2 separate regions of the Homo sapiens genome follow, and region 2 is linked to region 1. A link is a contact called in ENCODE Hi-C or POLR2A ChIA-PET data. All regions are on one chromosome and are shown on one strand. The core of a region is the stretch at or near the end of the contact, and the rest is flanking DNA. Distances in the headings are between cores, read along the strand shown.

Region 1 (2,740 bases), core at 119-2,618:
ATTGACAGGACTTGGTAAGGATTATATGTGGGGAGAGGGTAGGAGAAAGGTGTCAGGGATAAGCCTACCTTTCTGGTTGGAGGAGAGAGTGGATGGGGGTTCCATTTGTTGAGATATGGATTGCTGGAAGAGAGGGCTTTTGGGGGTGAAATCCAGTTTTGAATGACTAAGGTGTCAGATGCCTGCATGAAATCAGTCAAATAGATAGCTGGGGTATATAGGTCAGGCTCAAAACGGAGGTCTGAATTGTGGGGACAGAGTTAGAAAGCAATACCTAGAGAGGGCTGCCTGATCCAGGGAGGATCTTCTTAAGCTGGAGAGATTGCAGAATGTTTGAAGTCCCATGAAAAAAATCCAATAGAGGAGAGAGATTGAATCAGTGTGGCACAGGCCCTGTGCTGATGTGGTTTGTATCTGAGGAAGAGACAGACACAAATGGATGTAGTATGTGCAAACCAGAGGGAAGAGTAGAGACCCATGATGTTACAGGGCTTCCAGAGACCAAGCAGTTCAAATTAAGAGACCAGGGGACAGGGTAGCAAGGACAAAGGAAGTGGATCTAAGAAGAAGCTTGAGGGTGAAGCCTCCAAGCCCTAGATGAATAAAAACTCCAGGAAATAGTTGGCGCTTTATGCCAAAAGATAGACTAAATTCTTACTGCCATCTAATGGCTACAGTGTGTAATTGCTATACTCTCACGGCTGAAAGTCCAGGGAATTAAACTTGCTTATGGTTTACCAACATTTATCTCTATAGGCATGGTGGCTCATGCCTATGATCCCAGCACTTTTGGAGGTTGAGGCAGGAGGATCTCTTGAGCCCAGGAGTTCCAGACCAGCTTGGGCAACATAGGGAGACCCCGTCCCTTAAAAAAATAGCCAGTATTTATTGAATACTCTATACCTTACTAAGTCCCTTACGTGTATGAACTCATTTAATCTTCACAACAATACCATTTGACAAAGGAGCTGAAAGATACTAAATAATTTGTCCAAATATTCAAAATTATTTTGTGACAGGGTAGGACTAGAACACAGATTTCTTGGACTTCAGAGTTTGTGCTTTTGACTAGTAGGTGTATTCTACTGTCTCTCATGTGATAAAAGAACAGGAACTGAAAGTACCCCCATGTTGGGCTTAAGTGCCCCAGGCATTGCGTTAGTGACTGTGCACTAAGATCTTGTCTCCAATATGTAGCTCAGGCTCAAACAGCCTTACAGAGGTGGCCAGATTGGGTAGACTGTATGCCTGGAATAATAGGTCTTAAGCAGAGATTGTGGGCAGAGTTGTTCAAATCAATACTGGATGTTCTTGGAGGTCTGACACACTGCCTGAGATCATCACGTGTCCTTGTGCAACTCTTTTGGCATCCAAAGAATCCATCCCATCAGCGTATGCAATTTGGGCATAAGATACAACCACTTCTGGGAAGTACATAAGGGCAATTCTTTTTAGAAAGTTCGTGTTTCCCCTATCTTTTGGCTTCTCAGACAGGCCTTTATAAAGGTGGGGAAAATCAGGCGTTTATTACGAATGAAAATTTGTTCAGTCTCTGTGATTATTGTTGCCAAATATTACCTGCTTTTTGCTAACATTGTAGCCTTTGCTAAAAAACTCTATGGACTGCTGATACTTGGTAGTTTATAGAATTTCAAGTCACTGTTTCAAAAGAAAATTGTAGTAAATCTATTTTTGGTGTTAGGGCCAGATGTCATTATAAGGATGTCTGGACAAGAGGCTGGAAGTCCTTGTAGGTCAGGATGGCCGAAAGTAGCAGAAATATGAAGAGCAGAGCACAGATGCTCCCACTTTCATAATTGTAAACTTGTCTCTTGGTCTATTGCTTTGCTTTGTGTTTCATTCAGATAAAGCTATTCAATGACCATCTTTTAGTGCGGTTTTGTTTAGAATAGTTGTCCTGAGAGTTGGTTTTGGGGCCTCTGGGAGACCCTGAGACACTTTTATGAGTACTGTGAGATCAAAATTATTTTCATAGTAATTTAAAAATATTATTTGCCTTTTATCTCTCATTTGCCCAAGAATGTACAGTAGTCTTCCAGAAGCTACATGATGCATTATATCACAACAGATTGAATGCAGAAACAGAATTCAGCTGTGTTCTAAGCCAGATATTAAAGAGATTTGCAAAAATGTAAAACAATAACATCCTTTTAAATATCTTTGATCAAAATTGTTATTTCTGTCAACATGTAACGGAGTTATTATTATTTTTGAATGAGTTAAATAAATGTTTTTAAATGTCTTAGTTTTAATATTGAATATAGTAAATATGAATTGCTATAATCTTCATAAACAAAAACTCTTTGGGGTTTTCTAGAAATTTTAGAAGTATAAAGGAGTCTTGAGACCAAAAAGTTTCAGAATGTTGGCTGGGAGAATTCACTATAGTCAATTTCTCAATGACTTTGAGAGGAAGGATGTATGTCCTGATTCCCCCCACCTCAGGAAACAAGAGGCAGCAGGAAATACATGTATTTACGGGTCCCTGGTCTCCTTGTGTCAAACATCGCTCTCTGCATGGTTGATCTGTTTCCTTGGTAACCTAACTGTAGCTGTCACCTGTGGCCTATTAACAGCCTCCCCTGGCCAGTTGGATTCTACAGGGCAATGACTGGGAATAATTAGGAAACTTGGTAAGGAAGTTTCCTCCAGCAGGAAATTGGTTCCTCTGGAACTTGTTAGGCATTAACTCTACAGCCAAGACCGTGAAAACATTTAC
Region 2 (2,740 bases), core at 106-2,605, 180 kb before region 1:
ATGAAAAAGATCTCATTTACAGTGGTACAAGACTACATATGAAAAGTTTTAAAATAATACCAATGAGACTGATTTGTGATTCATATAAAGAAGATTATAAAATGCAACTGAGATTTATAAAAAGAACTTGAAGAAATGGAGATTCCTAATGTATTTCTATATGATAGGAAGACTGTTTTAAAGACAGTCATTCTTCCTAAATGAGACTTCATTTAGTTCAAAGCAAAATTCCAAGGGGATTCTGAAACTTGATAATGTACAGAGATTTTTTTATGCTTCCCTGTGGTGATGATTTAAGGAAAGGAGGGCGAGCCCCAAGATGGTTTGTGAACGTGGGCTCTGTGATAAGAAAGCCAGTGTGGCCATGTTGCCTCGCTGGCTAGTGTCGATCAGCAACACCACCTCCATTTTCCCGTGAGAGCATGCCCACACGGTGCGGCCATCCTGCCCCACATCCCAGGATGGCAGATTAGTGGGCAGCAGTGAGAGTTTGGGGTAGTCAGGGCATTGGTGCCCCCACTACTCTCTTTTTTGCCTGTTTCTCTCAATCAATGGCCGTTTTTACCATTTTCAGAGCCATGAATTAAGAGTGGCCAATTCAGCTGACCTGTGTGGATGCCCATGATTAGGGCAGACTGGGATAAGCTACTCGTCTGCCCCTAATTCCTCTAGATAACCCAGGTATAGATTATCTGGAAGGAAAAAAAAACAACAGCAAAAAACAAAAACAAACAAAACAGGTAAGAAAAGCAAAGACATTTCCGATGACGGCTAATGAGAGGAGCGCCAATCCCATTAGATAGGAAAATAAAAGACATTTCTGATGACGGCTAATGAGAGGAGCACCAATCCCATTAGATAGGAAAATACACATCTGCAACAACTGAAGCAGTGTGACGGTGGACAGGAATGTCATGTGAAACGTCAATGGAAGAAAACAAGCAACCCAGAAATCTACTCTAAGAACTTAATTTCTCTACAAGAATTTAGGGTTAATTACCCCCCCCCCCCGAAAGAATACAAAGAATACTAAATTTAAAAATGAGAGTGTAAAATCATTATGACAAAAGTGTAAAATAAAGTGTCCTGTGGTTATCTGGAAGGGGACAAAGAGAGGTTCCAGAGCTATGAGACTGGGCTGATTTTCAGCATAAGCAATTGTTGTTATTGTAGTAGGTGGTTTGTGTAGAGAAAAAGCAAAGATGGAATGGTTCAGCAAAGCAGAAAGCACACTGGGCTAGAAGCCAGGGGTCTGAATTCCAACCACAACTCCTCCCTGTGGAGTGATCGTGGGCTAGGTCTTTCTCATTTCTGGGCCTCACTCCAACATTTCAAAGATAAAGAATTAACACAGATGACCTGCAGCGGCCCTTCCTGCTCAGTCTTCTGGGATTCAACGATCATTCCCCATTTGTGGTTTCTACAGCAGGACTCGACGGGAGTGCAGAAAGAAACTCAGATCTTTCCTGCCCCAAATCGCGGAGTGACCTCGTAGGCCGGCCCTGTTCATTTCAGTACTGAGGCTCGCACTGCACCCAGCCCCGTCAGTCACGGGGACCCAGAGATGACTAACACAGGGCACTGGCCTGTGAAGATCATGGGTTACTGGAGGACACAGATGGACACAGATAACAAACAATAATCCCAGGTGGTATGAAGTCAACCCAGCCAGAGGTGAAGACCCGTGGGGGCACAGCAGAGAGAGCCAGAGGAGTCTGACAGGGAACCAGGCAGGGCTTTGCAGCAGAGACGGCCTTTGAGGCTGGGTATTAAAGGATACAGAGCTCAGTAAAGGTAGACGGGGTGAGGAAGCCACGGGAGTTAGGAAAGCATTGGGGTGGACGGCCTGCCTGGCTGTAACACGTGGGGAATGAGTAGGGAGAAGAAGGGTCTTGGAGAGGTTATATGGGACTGGGGAAGTTGGTCTGGAACAGGGCCAGGCTGCCTGTAAACAATGGAAAATTGCAGGGGTGCAGGGGTGTGGTGGTGCTGGGGAAGTGATCCCGCCTGTAAGGGAGGGGATCATAGGCAGCCCTGGCAGCAGGGTCTGTGGTGAAGCCAGAGGGAATTAGAGATACCAGTGAGCAGGCTCTTCAATAGCCCAGGGCAGAGCTAGATGCGGCCCAGGAGGGGCCTGAGGTCAGTGGTACAGCTGAGGCAAGCCCATGGGACCCGAGGCAGGACAGCACAGCGGCAGGAAAAGCACAACTGAGGCCAGACAGCCTGGGCTCTTTGTCCGGGCTCTGCCTAACTGTGTAACCTAAGGCTGTTTAACGATTTCCGCCTCGGTTTTCTTATCTGCAAACAAGTGGAATGGTTTTTAGGGACGTCAGGGGATTCCATGATTTAATAAATAAAAGCTTTTAGCATGGTGCCTGCACTAAGTGCTCTATTCATGGTGGCGATGGCGATAGAAGAGCTGCATGTTGGAGGAAGAGGGGTCTGGACAGTGGCTCCTCAGGGAACCCAGTGGGAATAGCAGGTTTGAGAAGGGGTTGGGCATTGTGAGTTACTATTCAGATGTGCCAGGTTTGAGCGTCTGCAGGTCACCCCATTGCAAGTGACTGGAAAAGCGCATCTGGAGCTTAGAGACAGGATGTGTGAGGAGAGGGAAATTCAGGGAATCCTGAGCCCGGGAGGAGGCTGAGGCAGAGGCTCAGGGGAGGGTGCAGACTAAGGGAGAGGAGGGCTGACAACAAAGACTTGAGTGTGTGGCTGTGGAATCCAGCATAGAAGCTCC

What was found. Hi-C counts contacts between places; a loop is a spot of excess contacts on that map. ChIA-PET counts read pairs that join two places held with the same protein, here RNA polymerase II (POLR2A). Pooled maps may share reads with other maps.
Region 2: a map of endothelial cell of umbilical vein shows a loop between it and region 1 (3-fold over the local background). The contact joins two enhancer-like sites. A Hi-C loop is called at or near these places in 3 of 168 maps with a recorded cell type or tissue (aorta, endothelial cell of umbilical vein and posterior cingulate gyrus), 2 of 37 single-sample maps with no recorded cell type and 7 of 50 pooled maps. POLR2A ChIA-PET finds 5 or more read pairs at or near these places in 1 of 52 experiments (H1).

Annotation. Positions count from the first base shown.
Region 1 is chr11:7,890,884-7,893,623 of GRCh38, reverse strand. All of the region lies in intron 1 of LOC283299 (a long non-coding RNA gene), which reads left to right. Among named protein-coding and RNA genes, the nearest start is that of OR10A6, 39 kb to the left of the region's middle. Within about 2 kb of position 1,368, at least 3 of the 41 ENCODE cell types and tissues checked have a DNase peak (open chromatin) inside an H3K27ac peak, as active enhancers do.
Region 2 is chr11:8,067,671-8,070,410 of GRCh38, reverse strand. TUB-AS1 (TUB antisense RNA 1) reads right to left here. Exons shown (of 3, transcript NR_120538.1): 3 at 1,038-2,740. It also overlaps a transcript of TUB not described here. Among named protein-coding and RNA genes, the nearest start is that of TUB-AS1, 9.0 kb to the right of the region's middle. Within about 2 kb of position 1,355, at least 18 of the 41 ENCODE cell types and tissues checked have a DNase peak (open chromatin) inside an H3K27ac peak, as active enhancers do.